Linked DNA regions of Homo sapiens: region 2 is linked to region 1. The links are chromatin loops, found by intact Hi-C in ENCODE. Cell type or tissue: psoas muscle. All regions are shown on one strand. Each heading gives the region's core, and the rest is flanking DNA. Links, peaks and the distances in the headings are about the cores only.

Region 1 (8,808 bases), core at 1,808-6,807:
AGTCTGTGTTTCTTTATCTTCAGAGTAGGTTGGATCTGGTCCTCATTCAGAGAACAAATGAAATACTTTCCTCTGGAACATACCCAATAGCAAGTCTCACTTTTGGTTCAGTCTACACACTGCAAAGAAAGGTTTGAGCAATTCCTTAAAGGAATGTTTGTCTTAAGTCACCCAGATAGGTTATTTATGTTGCCTGCACTGATAACCAAAGACTGTGCAATTCTCTATATCTTTTACGTCTTGGAGACCTATTCTTGTTGTTTGCATAAGATGTAAAAAATATAATTCTGTGTCCTAGTCACATCAAAAAGCTACTTATTTTCAGTGACAGAATTGTTGAAAAAAGGCCACCCTTATAGTCATATCATTGTTTGGAGCAGCAGAGCTTTTATTATCTTTTTGGGACAATAATTCAGCCTTAGGAAAGCACTAGGTTCTTAGCAGGAATCATATGGTTCATTACCTGTAAGGTCCATACAATTTTTCAACATACATTGATTCAAATTTTCTTTCCTGGGTCAAAGACACAACTGTCCTAATATTTTCTATTGCCTCTGTTGCAATCTGTAACACAGAATAGACCTTCATTAGAAGTGGTGTTTTCACTTCTGAAATAATGAAAAATAAGCCCTAGGGCTCTGTCAAAAGTATCCTGAAGGTTACGTTGATAGGCTTTAATTTCCTTTAAATTAAAAACCAAAGGCATAATCTGTTCAAGACTAGCTTTATGACAAAACTGGTACTTCTGGCTGTGCTAAGTATGGTAGGCAAGTCTTTGTATGCTCAGGAAGGCTGATCAGCTAAGGGCAAGAACTGTGGCCTGGGAACCAAGGGCCTGGTTCTATTCCCAGCCTGCCACCAGGCAGTTACATGACTGGCCTTAGTCACAACCCCTTTGTGGCCTGGCTTTCTTCACAAGGCAGAGTCCTAAAAGAAAGGATTAGGCTGTGATTTCTAAGGGCCTATTGGAGCTGCCAATTATTTCCTCCCTGAGTATAACTTCTTATAAAAGCTGTCCACCCACAATGGGAAGGAGATCCCAATTGTCAACAACATGAGCATGCTTTAAATCCGTGATTAAATCAGAGTCAGACATCTGACTAATCTGGGTCAATCAGATTTGGTTTCCTGGCCCTGGACACAAGTTTGAACCGTGAGGCCCTGGGGCTTCAGAGGCTGATGTCACATTGGGTATGTGTAAGAAGCTGGTCTGAATATACAGCATCCGAGGAATGGAATAGATGTATAGGAAGACTCAGATATTAGAGCCTGTGGCTGTAAGAGCCAGTTACACACAAACTGCCTGTATTTCTTGCACTTTGGAGTGTCCTTATATCAAATCGCTTTTACCCAAACCAGCCAGAGCAGTTCTCTGATTCTTACAGCCAAACCACCCTTGACAAATGTTGATTGTCTGTGACTTAGCTATTTAGTCTAAATCTTAGTTCTGTAGTTGAGTCATCTAAACCAACAGCACATGGAGCATAAGATCTTAATTTTAGGTTTTTAACAGCTTTAAGACTTTTTTTTTTACCTCAGTTCTTAGCTTCTGCAATGAGCTGAAAGGAAGATATGTGATGCTTGAGACTGAATAACCATAGATTTTTCATTTGTAATAAAGATATAACAGATAGCAATTACAAGAATAGAGAAAAATTACTGAGCTTTTACTATGTCCAAGTATTACCTCATTCACCAATATGATCTCATTTAGCCTCACAACCTTGAAAGGGAAATAGTATTCCTATTTACACAGATGAGAGAACCGAGGCACAGAGAAGTTAACTGAATTGCCTTAAGTTCTAAAGTTAATAAGTAGCAAAGCAAGAATTCCAACTGAGACTATCTGATGTGGAGTCCATGTTCCTAAGCCATAATGCTATTCTGCTACCCCTGCTGTGTAATTTACACAAGGAGAAACCAGTAATGACTTGACACTCCTCTTGACATTCTAGTCATGGATCAACTCCCTTACGGGTTAGCTGTGGCACAGAGGGCCCTTAATCTCAGTGACCAGACAAGCCCTGGGTCAAGATGGTTATGAGGCAGTCTTCCCTCCCCACTCCCTGCCCAGTAACCAACACCCTCACTACCAAGCCCTTTTTGGAAAATTGGGATGGGAATACCTCAAACCCTGTTGTACTTTAATGATGATGAAACTGTACCCAGGTAAATGAGAGTGTTTCTTTTTAAATAGTGATTTGGGGTTTTTCTAGAACCTTCTTTCCGACTCTTAAGCAAGTGCTGACTGAGTAAACAATATTAAACTATGATTGAACTGCTGATATTAACATTTAAAACATTTTTAATCTTTCATATTTAAAATCTTTCATATTTCATATTTAATCTTTCATATTTCATAACCCTATTAGGTTAAAGTAGCTACTAAAAAAATTTAAACTGGCCAGTCTGAGTTATTCAATCTCTGATGCTTAGAATAACAGGGTTTTAGCTGGAAGGAACTTGGGGCAGTATCTGGTACAATTTCTCATTTTACTAAGGTAGGACATGAGGACTAGAGAAGTTGGGGATCTTCTCCAGCCTCACACACTGTGAATAGCAAGACCAAAGCTAATAACCCAAGATTTTGTTTTGTTTCAATACTGCTCAATTCTACCTGCTCTACTCTGACAAAATTCTAACAATTAATGGAGCTAAGACTATTAACTAGATTCAAGATGTTTTCTATCATGTAACTTGTCTAAGAAAAGTTTATTTTCATTCCATCCAACTGACCATTCTCCCATATGAAATGTGGAAAGAAGCAGGATTGAGGGGCAGGGGAGGAAACAGAGCTACACAGTGTTTCTTCAGCAGTTAGTTGAGACACTCAGAAGTCAAGGAAATGATGCCCTAAAGTACCCACAGCCAGCAGCCAAGAGAATCTTCAAGAACTCTAGACACCCAGGGGTTCCCAAGTCCTGGGAACCACATATTGTCCTAGCAAGCTCCAAGTCTTGGAGAGGATGCAGCGTGAAAATGAGGAGAGTGAATTCTGATGGAAACCTGGAGATACTATTATACCTAACGCTGCATGCAGCGGCAGCTGATGCTGATTACAAGAGGACAAGAAAGGATTTCACCAGACATAATTGGTTTAGTGGAAACATGGTTAGTCCGAATGTTAATCTTCCCTCTTAATATGGTGCCTCTGAAGCTAGTCACTCACCCAGTCTCTGACGCCTTCTTCCCTATAGAGATACTGTCTGTTCCACTTCTCATAACTAGTTAAGGTCAGTTGCAGTAATGCTTGTAAAAGGGCTTTGTAAAGTGCAATGCTATAAAACCTATATCACAATTTATATTTATTATCTGCTTCACTTCCTCATGTTTCAATAAAGGATAATAATTACATAAATAAGACTAAGAATGTTCATGGTTATAATCTACATGTGAACATTTCAGTGCATGTACTTGTAAATAAAATGTTTATGTGTAGATTTAGACACTTAAACACATATAAAGAGACCATATAGTAGAGGTAAGAGCTTTGAAACTAGACCTGAACTTAAATCCCAGCCAAATCTCTAACTTCTGTTTGAATCTCAGGTTCTGTATTTCTGAAATTGGGATAACAATAGTGCCTGCCTTATAGGATTATTGTGAAGATGTAATAAATTGGTGCATATAAATATGTAGCACAATAACTGGCACGTAGTAAGGCTCAAGTAAATGTTAAGCCCAATTGCCATTATAGTGAGAACCACAAAATTGAGGCATTACTGCCATCTGGTGGCTGCCATCTTAATTATAGAAATCACAGCCAAAAAGAAGAGGATCTCTTAAATGCCAGCACATGTCCGACCCTGAACAATTCACTTACAGTCTTCTGCATGAAGGTTTGTGAAACAGGGATGACATTTGTCCAAACAGTAGCATTTGGACATGAAGTAAAATGAAATGCACTTTGAATATTCAGAAGTTCTTTATCATAACTATGTTAAGTGCTTTCTATAGGCTCAACGTTTTATGTTAATCACCTTATATTTAAGTTCTAGACATTAATACAGTAAAATATTTCATACACAATTGACAATTATTAGTTGTAGTGGGCACAAACATTTAATTATTAAAGCCTGCATATCATGATAAATAATTCAAATAAAACACATGTCTAAAAACAACACTTAACACCAATTGAAATCTTATTTGACCTACCTTTCCAGCAGCTTCCAGTTCTTTTTTATCTCTTTTGGCATTTCCAGCCAACAATTTCATTTCAACAATTCCTGACACAGCAATAATTGGAACAACTGCTAATAGCAATAGGGTTAACTGCCAACCGTAGATAAATGATATGATAATACCAGTTCCAAGGTTAGCTATATTCTGTGCAATTAAAGCCAACCTGGTTCCTGTGGCCTGGGAGAGAAAAAGCACAAAGCAACTGTAGTTTTAAGCTCCAAATGCATGCGCTCCAGCCTTAGCCTCTTGGTCAGAATGATGAGTGGGTTCTATGCCTGAGCTACATTGGCTTACTTTCATTACAATAAACCCACAACACCTGTGCTTAACTCATGAGGCTCTGCAGACATTTCTTCATTGTGCCTTTACACTCTCATTCCTCTCCTGCCCACCTGAACCAACATTCTAGAACCAAGTAATCAACTTCTCTGCTTTGTGGATGGGCACTGGGGGTGCATGTATTTTTTCATAGATGCAATGTTCAAAGAGGAAACTAACTCCAATGTACCTGGGTAATTTTAAAGACCATTTAATTCAAAAGTGTAAAAGGGAAAGAGACCATCTGTTGTTACAAAGGGTACGTGTCCTAAGAGACATCCACCACAAAGCACATATAAGGATGAATTAGTGTTGTACCACTCAGAAAACAAAGGTGGCTGTAGCAACATTGCAGTCAGCTCTCTGCATCCATTCCTCCTTCTCCTGTTGTGTGGAAGCAGTGAGCTGCAAAGTAACCCACCTCAGCTAAAGGGGTGGGGGACGTAGGCCACTCAGAACACCACCATCCCCTGGAGACAGTGGTTCAGGGTGGGGCATGTGACCCAAATTAGCCCAAATTAGATTTCAGCAAAGGGTTTTTGTTTGGTGGTTGAGGTAGAGGTGTGTGCTCTCTTTCACTGGATGGGAAATAAGGAAGCCTGTAGTTCTAATTACTATTAGCAGCCATCCTGTGACTGCAGGGAATCAGCCTTGGGATAAAGCCAAAGCCAATGAGGGAACCTGGATTCTGGATTAAATCTGGAGGGGGCAGTGGGTCAATCAACCTTGAAGTTTAATCTTCTGCTTATTGTTTACAGCAGTTTTGATTTGAGCTTTCTGCTATTTCTAGCTGGAAGCATCTTAACAAGTGTGGGTATGCTACATGCTTATCTAAAACCATGTTATGTAAAAAACTACAAGTAGAGTGCAGTCTACCTACTCCTTGGACTTGGGCAGCATCTGTGGCAAGTCTTGTAGAAAGTGCACCAGTACTGTTTTTATGGTCATCAAACCAGCTCATGTCCTATGGCATAAAATACACGTTTATGTTAGTTCAAAATTAAAACAAGCAAAGAAAACCAGACAAAGCCTCCCAAAGCTCCAATGCTGAGGAAATTTAGGGGAGACCTCATATGCAGTGTAGAGTCCCTGGCCTTGCTCTGAGCACACACCCCCAGAATCTAGCAGAACCCAGCTTCCTGACTGCTCTGTGGTAGCAGGGAGGGCATCTCTGGTCTAGGGGGGCAGGGCTCACCCAGATGGCTGCCATGCTCCTTGCCAGCTCCTCCCAAGGCTGGGAGGCTGGTAGGCATTCCATTCACCCAATCATCAGGTCTTTCACTATGGACACTTCTGCCCTGATATGGTGTTGTCTCTCATAAAGGGTGGTGGAGCTGTCTTGGACATGTTGTTCTGATAGATTCTAGGCAGGAGAAAATAAGCACTGGTTTCTCACCAAGCTTTTGTTTGATTTTTTGTTAAACACTGATTGAAAGTGTGTCTGATCTCCAGTTAGCCACAGGGATAAAAAAAGAAGCATGTCTGAGACTTAATTTTAATTGTAAGCTACTCATCCATGGCATCTTTTACCTTCACATAAAATAATTTTTCCTGCATAGCAAGAGTTTAGGAGATACTGAAATAGGATTTGTAGACAGATTTAATCAGAATATACTACCTACTATGTGCCCATTTGTGAACAGAAATGTAATCAGTTCCTGTCAATTGAATGGATAATATTCTGGCCCTCTCTTAGGCATTTTCTATAAAAATAGATAATTCATGTTTGCATATTTTCCTATGTCAGGCACTAGAATGTGAACTTACGAGGAGAGCAAATAATGGATTATACAGTACCAGCCACCAGCACAGTGTCTGGTACATGATAAGTAATGTTTGAATAAACAAACAAGTGAATTAATGTGAAAATAGACCTCAAATAAGAAATAAACAAAACTCAATTATTAACATTTGAGGATACCTACAGTTAGTATGGTAGATTGTGGTACATGAGATTAAATGCTATCAACTAGGTTTTTCTTGGTTTAAAGACATCCTGGAGTCTCAATGGACTCACCAGGGCCTGCACAGGATCCAGAAAAGAGATACAGGTCTTCGAAATGATAGTGTCTACATGGAGAGAGATATTTACAGAATAAGCCAAAGCTACCCAAATAAAGCCTATTTCTATGAAAAAAAACAAAAACAAAAAAAAAACAAAAAAAACATGAGAAGTCTTTAGCTCTTGAAGGACCAGGACAATTTGCAGGACTCTGCCCCATCCTTGCGTGAATACCCTGGGGGGAAAACATGCATATCGACATAACAATAAGAACAGTAAGAAGCTTAATATGGAAGAAATGTGAAAGATCAGAAGGCATTCTCCAGCGCACACTCCTACCTGTCTTAGCATTGCTTTAAAAGCCATTGACCGCAGTCTTCTGGTGAGGATCTCGCCAGCTTTCCCAAACGTGAAACCCTGGTTGAGAAAAAAGGCTATGGTCTCTTTTGATCTTTATGTATGTAATTGCACCAGACCAATCATGTTCAACTTTTATGTAGCAAAGTTATGAGTTGTTTTACAGTTGCCACGGATCCTCAAGTCATGTTAATAACCTGAGCAGCCCCAGATGAATCAAGCATGCAACCATAGCAGGAACCTAAGTGCTCCGAAACAAGAATCAGGGACTGAATTAAGAAGCAGACACCACATGGCAGGATGCAGGATTCAATCAGATTGAGCTCTGACACCACCCCATGGCAGGATCCAGTCAGATGGTGCTTCCCGGCATCACTTCATTGCAAGATCCAATCAGATCACACTTCATTACCATACGCTTATAAAACCTGACCCAGCCTCCAGCTTGGGGAGATACTGCTTTGGGAACTAAGCTCTGTGAGCTTCTCACTTGTGACAAGTTATAAAATTCCTTTGCTAAATCCTCCTTGATGTGGTCATTGGGTTGAAACCCACCAAGTGACCAAACCTGCCCGTTGTGTGGGTAACAGTTGCTAGTATTCTGACACAGGTGCCTATATTCACATTGATTTTACATTATTTGTATGTTAACTATTTAAATAACAAAAGTCCAGGACCAAATACGAATTCAAAGCCCCCACGTCAAATTCATGTACTGCAAAATCATCAGTATGCATTACAATCAAAGGCCAAAAATCTTAAAGGTGTCCAGTTCTGGCTTCTAAACCATTCTAAATAGGTTTATTTTTCAAAACTTTGAAGGACAACATCTCAGTGACAAAGATACTGTGTTTAACTACAAAATTCAGTGTGTTCCTACTACTTCCAATAAACCAGTTAAATACAGAAGTAACAAAGTCCTACACACGAATTCATTTTGGCTCATGCAGTGTAAAGGAAGGATGACCTTAGAAACAAGATCCAAATGAGTATGCTGGTTCCTGGTCACAGCTCCACCTGCACTCAGATTGGGGAACAATCAGGGTACTCTTCCTTCCCCAGCCTCTTTGGGACAATTTCCTACTTTCTAATTACCACATCCAAACTGGAGAGGAGTCCAGATATCCAGAAGTGGGCTTACTTCTGGGACGTGTGAGTCTCCAGCCACAGTGTGAGTGTTGGGGTAGCCGTGCCGAGGGCACACGGGGGAGTGCACATCAGAACTGTTTACTAAGCCAGGGGGATAGATGATCAGTGCACCCAGTGAATCGGCCCCAGGTGTTCCTTGTCCAGGACCAGACTGCCCTCCCCCTCCATTTGCTGGCGGATTGCTACAGGTTCTATGCATCAGCCCACTGTTCCTGCGGCCCCTGAAACACATTTTCTAGCTGCACTCCCTAGCATGCCAGGGACTGGGGCTGGATCAAATCATTGAGTTGTGTCTAGTAGGGCAATGATTTCTAAATAAAAAACTTGGTTTACTTTGCCATTGGTTCAACAATAATAAAAGAGAAGCATGCTGGCATGACTAGGAAACACTATTTTGCTGACTTGATGGATTGTATTATATTCGAAAGGCCTATGTGGTGCCCACTGGGTTAAAGAGACAAAAGAAATTACAGAGAAGTCTAACTGGGTAGAAAAGTACAATTAGAGAGTTTGACTAGTTTATTTTGGCCAGGTCTACAACGTTAGAATGCAAAATATTATGTTCTTTCAAATAGTTCATCAATTAAGTAGGAAAAGATCAGAGAAGTTACTTGATATTCTATAAAGAGTAACAACAGAAAAGAGAATGCTATTGGACTGTACTTTCCCAGTTCCCAACCTGTTGAATTTAAGTTACTCTTATGTTCTGCAGTAAACTGAGGTCTCTTGTCCTTGGTAATGAATGTCTGCTGAGGGCAAACTTGTAATGTAATATAAGTTAGGACACAGGGAAGTCA
Region 2 (12,648 bases), core at 4,411-9,410, 480 kb before region 1:
CCGAAGCTTCAGTCAGTGTTTGTAGTATCAAGAGCTGTGAGGATACTAGTGGCTTGGGTGGAGATTACAGTGAGCATCTTGCAACACCGGAAAGGGCTTGCCTGAGAAGGAAATCAAATTGAGCCAAGAATATTAGCATTACACAGCAAGAGAACATCTTAAAATAATTTGTTCTATATTGACTTCCCAGTTAAATGAGTCAACAGGCTCCTGCCTCCTCCCCTCTCCATTCCTCAGTTTTACATTGGTTTGAGTCAGGGCTCCCATCCAATTTCTGAAACATATTTTTAAAATTCATTACTAGAGAATGTATAATCATCCCCAAGCACCCATTGAAAGGAAACATGTGAATCATGTCCCACAATAGGAGGGTGGCGGGGGGAGACAAACACTGCACAGGTTACTCTGCCTCAGTGTAATACCCAAAATAAATAAAATCTTAAGTCTTTTCTGTTTACTAGCTCCCAAACAAAAACAACCTTTTCTCCACTCCCTTTTGTAGTGGATATGAGACAACTTTTGTGGATATGATAAACAAATGAGAAACTTACTGTTTTTAACCATGAACAGCTTAATTGAAAACTATTCTTTGTATTCTTGTGGGGGAAGGATTTTCCCCACTTTAAATAGCTGTCGCATTTTTTATTTGGTGAGTTAGGTCTTTTAAAGCTTGGATTTCCCTGGAAATCTTCTTTGCAAGTAATTATTTTCTCTTTTCTCAGTGCTTTTATATCTGAGAGTTTCTTTCACACAAATAAATTTTGATTTTACTAATTTGAGCTCATTGTTCAAACACACTGGAGTCTTTCTGAATCTTAATTATATCATTTTTATCTTTATTGATTCACAAATTGATATACATATTCTTAATGTCTTTATGAAGTTAATCATTTTTAAATAAAATGTTGAAAATAACTCATCTGACTTATATTCTTCTTTGTGTGAGTTACAGTATGTATAAATGACTTGCTATATTTATATTCCTATGGCAAATATGTATATAAATATATCAAATATATATATATACAATACTATACTCCAAGTTGATATTGATTTATCAAATCAAACATTTTATGTATGATTCTTCAATTAGTCATATATCCACTTAACCATATCATTTAGTCTACAATTCTTTATCTTATCCATAAGGAAATCATGAGATGCTCTGTCAAATATCCTGCTAACATTAAAACACATCTTCTCTTAACTCTTGCCCAGTGTCACTGTTACCTACATAATATAGCTGAATTTCCACCCTGCCCTAATTCTGCTTATCTTTAAGAAACAGGATGCCTGTGATAAAAAGTTCCCTTTGTAACCAGACCAGCTGAGACTGGTTAGAACCAAGATAGATGACCAAATGACTTTAAGGATCTCAGGTTTCGTTATAATCTCACAATTTTATTTCCATACTAAGTGGCACTCCCACCAGTGCCATGACAATGGCCATGACAATGGCCCAAAGAAGCCATAAAAGGACAAAAAGGAAGGCAGCACTCTAGTTCCAGGATGTTTACCGCCGATTTCTGGAAAACACATAAATATTCCTCCCCTTGCTTTTCATGTCCAACCCCTTCATTAGAGAAATCCTATATTTTAACTCCCTCACCCCTCACTAATAGAGAAATTGATTTTTGAGCCATGCTCCCACTTCTCAATTCCATGACCCTCGAATAAAGCTTGCATTGCTTGACATTCACTTTCAGCTTCATGTATTTGTTTCATGACACTCAACAGGGAAAGATTCCATCTTCTAGGGGACTAGGTTTGTTGGTAAAATCCCTGATCAGTATTCTTTTGAGTTCAAACATCAAACACTGAATTTGTATATGTGCTTGTGTGCACCTATATAAGTGTACCTCATTTTATGTAAGAAGTGGGCACTAATTGTTTTAAACAAAACATACATAAAAATTTCAACTCAGTACTTAAGATAATTTTGTAGTGAATGTTTATTGAGAAGTGAATATTCTTTAATTTATCTATGTTATACATCTCTGTTTTGCATATACTAAGCTTTAATTCAAGTAAGCCACATTTAGGAAACCTCATTTATTTACCACCGGGAACAATGTCATATAAAAATGTGTTGTCTCCTTGAGACTTTCATAACCTAAGCATGGGCCAAGAATACCTAGTAATTCTCCATGTTTGTTTACTTCTCTGCATCTGTATAGTGCCTTACACAACTTGATATGTAGTAAGCCCCACAAATATCTGGTGAGAGAATGCCTTACTGTATACATTAGAAGATTTAAATCCTTGTATCTCTTCACCCAATTCAACCTGGTTTCCATGTTTTAAAATGGCTCTTTAAAGCCACCATTTAATTCAATGTTGCCAAATCCAATGGATACTTTTCAGCCCTCATCTAGGGTGACTGTTCAGGAGTATCAGCCTTCTTAACCACTCTAATTTCTGCAAATACTCTATGGCAGTAACTCCCTTGGTTTCTCCCACTTCTCCAGCCATTTTCCTCAGGCACCATCCCTGTTCATCTCTCCTAGCATTAGCTTACTTCTAAGCCCACTCTATGATCTCCCTGCAAACTTTTACCCAACCCCAAGGCTTTAATTGCCAGCTATTTGCTATAATTCTCAGATTCACATAGCTAGCCCAGATGCTCTACTGAGCTCCAGACTGATGTACATAATGGCCCTTCCAATATCTCCTCTTGCCCCATCTCACAACTTGGTCAAAACTGTACTCATGGTCTTTCCTTCCTCGCCTCCAGACCTTCTCTCTAACCAAATAGTACCTCTACCAACCCACCTTTAACACTTTCCTCCCCCTCCATCTTATCAACCATCACATTTTGTGAATTTTACTTCCTATTTCTCTAATCCATATTCTTCTGTCTATTCCCTTTACCATCATTCACTTCCTTCTTCTCTCACCGGGAGAAGGGCATTATGAGACTTCTAAGTGTTCATTCATATCCTCTCTAGTCCCCTTCTAATCTTGTATATAAAACACTGCCAAAGGGATCTATATGAAGTATAAATCCAATCACATTGCATCACTCTGATACCAAAAAACTTGCAGTGATTTCTAAATGCTCTTAGGACAAAGGCCAAAATTCCTAATATGGCCCTATGAAACCATGCCTTTTCTAGCAATAGCTTATGTCATTAACTGCACCTAATGCAATCCCTTGCCCACATCCCCACATTCTAGTCACACATCCTTTTAGTTCTTCAAATACACTATGCTCCTTCCCATGTCAGGTCTTCACCATCCCGCTCCCTCTATCAAAAATGCTCTCCTTCCTTGGCCTTGCCCAGTTTTAAAAACAGACTGAGGCCTTCCCAGACTGGGTAAGAACCTCATAAAATTCAAACTTCTCTGCTGTAGCACTAATCCCAATTGGAAATAATAATTCATTTTATTTGATTGACTGTTTATCTCTTCCTCTAGAGTCTAGACCAGTGGTTCTCTAAGTGCTGAGATCCTGGACCAGCAGAATCAGAATTACCCGGGACCTTCCTGGAAATGTAAATTTTCAGGCCTTCCTCCAGACCTACTAGATTAGAAAATCTGGGACAGGGCCTTCCAGGTGAGACTGATGAACACTAATGTTTGACAGCCACTGCTCTACATCTATGGAGAAATTTACGTTTTTCTTCTATCCTTAGCTCTGCCCTCCTTACCCAGTATTCTGTAAATAACCAGTGCTCAGTAAAGATTTACTAAAAGTATGAATGAGCAAGCCATTCCACATTTTTCATGATGTTTATAAGAATCTCTTAATTAGGATTAGAATAATTTCAATTACCAATTAAAATTTTCCTGAAAAACTTCCCCCACAGGCAGAAAGAAATCTAAGCAATCTATTTTAAACTAAGATTCAAAATAAATACAGAAAACTTGTAACACTCCTATGTCATGTCGATGGTAATGTTTGGAATCTATATGCCTCAATAGCTGATTTCCTTGTCAATCAACTCGATCCTCTCCAAGTAGGGCAAAATAAGATCAAAGAGAACATAACAGGACAGAGAGAACCAAAACATAGTCATTGAACAACCCGAGAAACATCATTAAACCACTGGCAAATCACCAGGCTATTCTCAGCAAGAATAAAATATCTATTTATGTATTTATATAAAGAGACAGGTCTTGTTACACTGCCCAGGCTGGAGTACAGTGGCTATTCACAGGTGCCATCATGGCACACTGCAGCCTCAAATTCCTGCCCTCAAGCAATCCTCATGCCTCAGCCTCCTAAGTAGCTGAGACTACAGGTGCATGCCACTTTACCCCACTAAAATGCCATTTTAAAAGATGAAACCAAACAAATGAAAATGTTACCACAAAAAATTTCAAATTCACATATGCAATCTAAAGTTCATTACATATATTATTTCACTAAGTCCCCATTGCTTTACTTCTGAAGCTAGAAACATTTATCTTGAAATGTCTTAAATCACTTTTCTTAAAAAAACACTGAGTTTATAAAGTACTAGCACATTGTTTTCTTCTATACCAAGAACATGTTCAAATTTCACTCAGACACAACAGAAAAACATAATTTGTGTGTATGTGTGTACACCGCATGCCTGTGCATACACCCATATACATATATGTGTCTATGCATATGTGCGTATTCTGCATATACATTTAATATACGGTCTTGCATCCATTAGGCCCAGGTCAAACAGATTTTGTCACACTACTTACTGCCATTATACTCATGGATGTAATTAACTAATAAAAATACAGCTTTTGCATATTTTCATTGTAGATAAGACGAGATCCTATTTTACATTAGATCCCATTCCTTTAACCCTCAGTAACGATGAACTGATTATTACATAAAATAAACTAAATTGACTTTTGCCTTACTTATTAATAAGGCAGGTTTAGCCAAGAAAAGTTTATCTAAACAAACATAATCCAAATTACTTTTCAATTCACCTTAATGGTACCTCTCTGCATATATTTTCTAAAAAATAGCCCTTATTTGGCATTATGATAGGACTATCAGGACCTTACTTTACAACTCCTTGTCAGTTAACAGCTGTTAGTTTGAGTTACTGTTCTTACTGAAAGTAATAGTTGTACTTCTTATCATTGCAATTTGCCACTAATTTAAACTAGAATGTACTTGCTCTTAACAATTCAAAGTAATATTCCTTAAAAAAACTTAAGGACCTAAGATAATATTAATATAACAATCTAGATTAGAATCTAGGGATGCAAAAACAAGAGAAGAAAGTAATAAATTCCCTGACATCTATATATGCTTTCCAAACTAAGTCAAGAAAATAAATGTCATTATTTCAAAGATGCAAACATAAAGAAGCAACGCTCCATAGCAGCCACTTTGATCTCAGTTTCCTCTCACTGACACAGGCTGCTGTAGGCTAATTCTTTAATTAAGAGGAGAGCAGGTCAACTGCAGAGCTCATGTGTGCATTTTTCCTCTGGCTATGTGCCATTTATATGGTACTTACTTGCATTTTCTCAATGCAATTACACAGTAATCTGCCATAACCGAATAGCCCATGGCTGCATGGTTTTTACTGACAAAACATACTGAGTAACCAAATAATTAAAGAGAAGTTATAAGAACTTTCCATCCTGTGAGTCACACTACACATTTTAAGGCTGTGCTCTCTCTCATGTTATTACTTCTGGAAAAAATGTAACTGTTAAAAGTAGCAGTAATTTATTGAGCACTATGTGACAGGCACTGGGCTAGGAACTTTACATTAAATATCTTGAATGTTCTTATAGCAGCTTTATAAAGTAGGTGCCAATATCATCCATATTATACAAATAAAAAAATTGAGGCCTAGAGACATCAAATAAGTTGCCCACAGGACTTAATGGTATATGTGAAATTCAAAGCCAGGAAGGCAGACTTCAAACCCTAAACTCTAAAATTTCCTCTTTACACTTACATACGTGTGTCATAAATATCTCTCACGAACAAATTAGAGTCTGCTCAAATTGGAAAGAAGGTTGCAAAAATATGGGATGGAGTTGATGCAACACTGCTGGTACCTTTCCTTCTTCATCACATGGAGTATGGATCTGGAAATAGTCTTTTGTGGTACAGGGAGGGCGCTCTGTACACTCACTGGATCCTTCCTCTGCAACATAAAAAAAGCGTTTCAGAAATGGGTCAATTATTTTGCAACTCTAAGAAAAGGCAAAAAAGCAAAACAGAAAAAGCAACTAAAAAGTACAAATAAACTTACCAGGGCAATTTAGGTAGAACTACCTAGGTCTAAAGAAAATAAATGCCTACATTTTTATTTTCCCTAGAGCAATAAGTGTTTCTATGATACACATGGAGTAGTATATCACAGTTTTTCCCAGAAGATATTAGATTTCTTCCATCATCACTATACATTGGAAATTTGGAACAAATTAAAAGTTTCTATATACGTCTCTACACCAACAAATCATGTAAAAGTATAAACATTTTTAGATTAGTATAAACATATCCATAGCAGCTACCTGTGGGGTGTGGAATAGAAAAACAAATCACAGACCTATACTGGGGAAAGTCATGCAGAAACGGATAAGATGTCATATTTTATCCATTCAACATCAATTCACTCCAGCACTTTGGTTTCAGGCACCACTGCTGTCATACTTTATGGGTGACTTCTGGTTTATAAATGTACACTTGACCAACATACATTTAGAAAGAAAAAAGCAGAGTATAAACTAGTTCTACCTGAAAATTGAGAGTCGTCTTTACACCTTATACATTCTTTGGCTCCTTTCTCAGAATAGGTGTTTCTGGGACACACCTGGCAGTTGAATGAACCTGGTTTGTTGCTGAATGTGCCTGGCTTGCAAGGAAAACATTCTGATGTGTACGCCACCCCTGTGCAGTAATGAAAAACAGAGCATGGGAGGGGGACCCAATACCAATAAGCAAATCAGCACCTACTTCTGCTTCTACCCAGAAGTGAGGGAGATATATGAACAGTAAGGTCAGCCCAAATCTTTTATCTTATTCATCCAGCACTAAGAAAGCATTTATTGTGTACAAGGAACTGCACAATCAAGTCAGCAAACAAATAAGAGATGAAGATTTCATAGAGGTATAATACTTGTATTAACTGAGCAGTCAAAAGACAACTCCACTAACTCAAAAATGAGATAAACCCTAAGGTTCCCTCCAATTCTATAGGGCTATAATTATCTGATCCTTATGGTAACCTGTTCCCTTTTTTTTCCACTGCTTATTAAGTCACAGGTAAGACCTAGGAATGGCTTGACTTCTCCTCTGGTTTGTAATTCCAGTCTTTGCCAGCAGATGTCCTAGTGACTAATGAGTTAACACATTGTTCACAGGAACAAGCCCACAATGAACATATTAAAACGTAAGCCAAAGTTTAATAAAGGAGAATCACTGCTTTAATGAAAAATACTCCTAATTGAGAATGAACCATGCCAGGGTTCACCGACTGCTCTCCTGGGCCAGAAATTACCCGGTTGGCTCAGAGAAGCATAAAAGGTTTAGGAAAGAGTCAGGTCAAGATGTTTATTGTTATTTTTATGGATATAGCAGTGACTAGGTCATCAGTTCCCTGGTAAGCCCAATGTCTGGCACAACAGACATTTCTTGGAGGAATAATGGGGTCTTATTAACACAGAGACATTTTGTTTTTGTTTACAGACATCTAAAATTGTCATCATGTTTACTTTTTTTGCAATGATTAAATAATTTAGTTCAAGGGTACAAGAAAAAAAGAAAACAACTGTCGATTTCTTGGGAGTAAAACCAGGGTCTCCAGACCTATATGATTCCCTAACATATTAATTTCTGTTCTATAAATCTTTGAGCCAGCCAAACCAAAACTTTAATAAATATTTTAACTAACTGTAAGATGTGACTGGTGACTACTAAAACAGAATGCCATGAAATACCTTCAATTGTGATATTTTTTACCAGCACAGGCTTGACCGCCTTAGAACCCATAAGGATGCCTGTAGTTCTCCAGTAGAGTATGTTTGTGCCTGATTTCAGCATTACCTATAAAGAGAAACATAAAGGCACTTAGGGCAGATAAGCCATGCCATTTCCAAAAGCTACTCCCTTACATACTTTTTCAATCCATATAATAAAACACCATTAATTTAAAACCCACAGATTTAAGTCCACTGTTAATTCTGACCTAACCTCCGCTGAAGTTTACACTTTCTTAAAAGAAAAAAAATGGAGTTTGCTAATCCACAAAATACATTAAACAGAAAAGAAGAAGAAATCTTCAAGTCTAAACAAACACAAAAAATGATTCTCAAACCATCTGCATGAAGTCTTAGTTTATATTTAAAAGGAATCCATTTTAGAGGGTGAAAGTCCCTCAGCCCACTTGTATATTTATAAGTTGCCACTATTTATAAGATCTTTGAGTTCTGAAAACAAAAGGCAACAGAATGAGTTTGTTTCTTTTTAAAAATATATTTAATAAAAATACTGCTACAGTAACAAGAAAAAATAGGAATGTTCTTAGGGATAATCTGATTTAACTCTCTTACTCTAGAACATTAATAATACTATATGTAGTATTGGTTTCCTTTGCTACTGGAATATTTTGCTAATTATAAAATCAAACTAATTTTCTCATAAATTTCATGTTCATACAGGTAAGTGAACTAATTTTAAGAGTTCCTTGCTTTCTTATTTACCCCCCTTATTCTTCTATACAGTCTCTGGCTGGACAAATTCAAGCTGTATAAAATTACAATCCACCCAACTATTTCAGTGAAGCAGTACATTAAGTAAAAGTAGTGCATTAAGCACTTTCCCTTGTATTAAGCCTTTTTAAGTAAAAAAAGTATATTTATTTTTAAGGGTTACTTGTACCTTCAAAGCCCAGCTGACTGGGTGTTAAGGTATACGGATCTTAAATGTTATTAATATTATTCTCAGGTATACAGATTTTTAAAAATATTCTGAAAGGGTATGTTGTATTAATCACCCAAGGATGAGGTACCTGCTACAACCACAAAGACAAGGATTGATGGTCACTTATTGAAATAGAGCTTGATCTATATTGTAGGCACTATATTAGGCCCTTCCCACATATCTTCTGATTTAATCATGCAAGATTTTTCCTATTTTGCAAATGAAAACATCAGACACAAAGAGATTAAGCAAATTGCCTAAAGAAACACAACTATAAACCGGAGTTAGATATTAAATCCATGTCTCTCTCACTCCAAAGAGATGGTGCCTCAAATAATAACAGATTCACTGAATTGTTACCTGGTAATTGCCTTCAAGCATTTAAGGAGCTGTCCTGTAAGGAAGCAGGCAGTTACTTTACTTCATGTAACCAGAGAAGGTAGAATTTTAACCAATGTGTGGCAAATAGGTAGGAGGCAGGTTGAGGCTCCAAAGAGATATTTTGTGATAAACAGAGCTGTCCAACAAATGGAGACAGCACAGTACCCAACAAAACAAGCTTGAATATCACTTGTTGGGCACAGCGCAGAGAAAGATAAAAGGAATTCACAGATCCTTCCAATGAAAAGAGCCACTAATTCGATCACATATGACAGGCACATTTGTAAACTTAGAAACTCAAATGTTTTGTATATTAGTTTTGAACAGCCTTCTTTCTCATGGATGCCCCTTTGAAAGGGAGGAAAATTAGACTACAATGGGAAGGGGAAGGAAAAGGAAACTAAGAAGAAAGAAAAAGGTAGGAAAAAGACCCTGAAAATTGAAAGCTGAGTCCATGAAGCTAGGGGTAATTTTTTCCGTAACCAGAAATCATCTAAATTAATAGTTAATTTTGATATTTTTTCTTAAAATATACTTTTCTTAAAACGTTATGAAAGGAAGGGGAAGTTGGGAAAGAAGAAAAGGTTGGGGAAAAAAAGAAGAAGGAAAAATTGGCAAAGAAGAAGGAAATACAAAGAGACTTACAGAATGAGAGCCCCATTCTCCATTGTCTGTAAGTTTTACCCACTTGTCAGTGGTGGTGTCCATCTCCTGGCACTGATCATTTTGAATCTGTGGATTAAACACAAGAGCCCTAGTAAAGTGTCTTGAATAACAGCTTTAATTAAATTCTGTACCCAGCACAGACTGCAAGAACCTCGTTCAATACCTTCTAAACAATGGCCATGAGTAATTCTCAATAAGTAAACATACCGAGACCTCTGGAGCCTAAGTGACAACTGCATAAGACTGAGAGGTTCTAAGTAAACTATCTTCATCATTGTAACAAAAAGCCTAGCTCATTAGAGAGAGGAATGTGGGAGAACACTGACAATGCACACTAACACTGTGACTAACACTGACAATGCACAGAAAGGAGACAAAGTATAAAACAACTACCCAACTTACCCAAACTTTTTCATAGCTTGCATTCACCATGCAGGCCCAATAGTATAAAAATAAACAAAGCTGTTCTTTATAATATTTGCAGCAGTAAAATTTTAAATTAAAAATAAATAAAGTCCACTTTGTTTTCCATTCCCTAGGACTTAATCCAAATGCAAAAGTAAGTGGCTATGGCCAAAGTCAAAGTTCCAAATTTTTATTTGGGGGTAAATGGTAATCATTTGCCATGCCAATTCAAATGATTACAGATATCTTTAACACCAAACACCTTTTGCTTTCCAGGCAATTCTTCCAAAATGTCAAGGGGTTGGGACACTACTTTTCCAGGTCTACAATGAATACAGAGACATCAAAAAGTTAGGCCACCTTTCCAATATTGCAAAACAGCAACAGAGTAGAGTTAAAATAAGATCTCATCATCTATATTCCCACCAAAAGAAATGGTTCTTCCTTTCATCTCTAAATCATTTTGTTTCTTCACTCCTCTTCCCAACCAATTTACAAATATTAAAATGTTCTCCTTAAGAGCTATTCCCTAAAGACTTACTAACTAAAATATAGACCCTATTGCCATCCAAATACCAGAGAATATCAGCTACTGAGGGTACTTACTTTAATTGAATTTAAGTGTCATATTCACTTTATAAGCATAAGGACCATTTTAATGCAAGTGTTAAGCTACTTAAAAGCAGATGTGGACCCTGAATATACCTTTAATGGTCAACGTGTAGATAAACTGAAAGCTTTTTTTATCACTGAAAGCAGACGTCATATGTTATCTTGACATTCTACTGGCATTCTGGAGACCTGTAAAACCTAAGTCTAATCACTTAGTCTCTCTAGGCTTCAGCTTCATCATCATTTAAAAAAAAAAATAGAAGGGCTGAATGAAAGTTTCATATAGTTCCAAAATTAAATACTTTGTTGCTGTCAATTATGCAATGCCCATATGTACAACTCTCAGAGAACAGCATATTTCAATCTACAAACACTTTCTTTCCATTAACCATTAGTATGATGACCATGAAGTTTTGACCTTCTGAGTCAATAAATTGCAACCTCTAAAGCTGAAACATCAATAGAAGAAGGAACATGAATTTGCCATCCCTTTTCAGATTATAACCAGAACAAAGGCATCGCTGACAGGAATTAATGAAACTTTATGCCTTAAGGGTACCTTTATTGACATCTCTCAAAGAACTTATTGGGCAATACAAATCTAAACACTTATTCTCACAATTAGATAACTGCTTTGCTTCTTAACTTTATTTCAGTTTTAGCAATGTTGCCAAAAGTATCCAATGAAACAGGGAATTGTTCACTCTCAGAAGGATTTTGCAAACTAAATGCAGGTTAAACATAAATCTGTTTGAATGTTGCTTAACATTTTAAACTCATCAAAAGATATTAGTACTAGGAGACTCCTTAAAAGATATTGTCACATAATCTACTTTATAGAAGTGAATGCTTAGTGCCGGAAGGTTCACTTAATTGCTCAATAACAGTGTTAACAATTACAGAGTTGGAACTAGAGCCAGAATCTCTTGACTTCAAATCTAAAGCTCATATTTCCATGAAAAATCTCTCTTGCTACCAAACTTCTGATTTAGAAATTCCCATTTCCAACAATACAAATTTGTTTTAAAATTTTTAGTACATTTGTTTCTGAAATCTGGACTGCAGAAACATTTTTCAAGATAGTCTCCCATCTATAAGCACAACACACACTTGGTTTGGTATAAGAAGTCAATCTGAGAACATTTGCTCAAGCATTTGTGTCATGATAAATATTTGCTAGATTAGATACTGTTTATTACTAATGGTTAAGTAACTTTAGTGGTAACAGCTTATTTTGTTAGATGATTACTTTATCTTATCTTCCGTAATGTTATTTAATTTCTTTTCAAAGACATCAAGTATCCCATTCATTGATGTTTTTAGACTGTACTAAATTCACAGAATCAGAAACATGCAGCCACTTCTACTTCTGAAAAAAAATTGCTCATAAATACACTTAAATAATTTTTGTTAGCAAAAAAATACTTGAAATTGCAAAGAGAAAAAAAACTTTTAAGTGAAAACTAAAATTGGTTTAAAAAACACAGTTTTGACAGAATACTATCTGTAGCTACTAAAAGTAATGTAAACATGAATCTTGGAGGAAATATTTGTCACACAAAAAGTCTAAACCAAATGGTTATATAATGAGCATAACTAAAAGTTAACCAAGCCCAATGTTATGCTGCAAGGTGAGATCTTGGAGGTAAAGAAACAATATTAACCAGGAAACAAAATATTATAAAAAGAGATTAAAGTTTTCTTTTAAC

Evidence for each region. A loop is a pair of places that touch in the nucleus more often than their neighbours do. Peaks named below come from ENCODE experiments on the same cell type or tissue, not always from the same donor. Only the 100,000 strongest peaks of a DNase experiment are listed, where the experiment ranks them.
Region 2: it touches region 1 in a loop (2.8-fold over the local background); 23 of 110 quality-filtered maps call a loop at or near these places.

Annotation. Positions count from the first base shown.
Region 1 is chr7:87,413,154-87,421,961 of GRCh38, forward strand. It overlaps ABCB4 (ATP binding cassette subfamily B member 4), which reads right to left. Exons shown (of 28, transcript NM_000443.4): 19 at 6,845-6,922; 20 at 5,384-5,467; 21 at 4,159-4,362; 22 at 464-564. Among named protein-coding and RNA genes, the nearest start is that of ABCB4, 58 kb to the right of the region's middle. In psoas muscle, for the core only: a CTCF peak has its summit at 3,712 (motif pointing left); no DNase peak of the experiment used is centred there; H3K27ac peaks cover 986 bases.
Region 2 is chr7:86,932,117-86,944,764 of GRCh38, forward strand. It overlaps ELAPOR2 (endosome-lysosome associated apoptosis and autophagy regulator family member 2), which reads right to left. Exons shown (of 22, transcript NM_001142749.3): 5 at 9,902-9,988; 6 at 7,894-7,999; 7 at 6,692-6,844; 8 at 6,010-6,098. Among named protein-coding and RNA genes, the nearest start is that of ELAPOR2, 120 kb to the right of the region's middle. In psoas muscle, for the core only: a CTCF peak has its summit at 7,283; no DNase peak of the experiment used is centred there.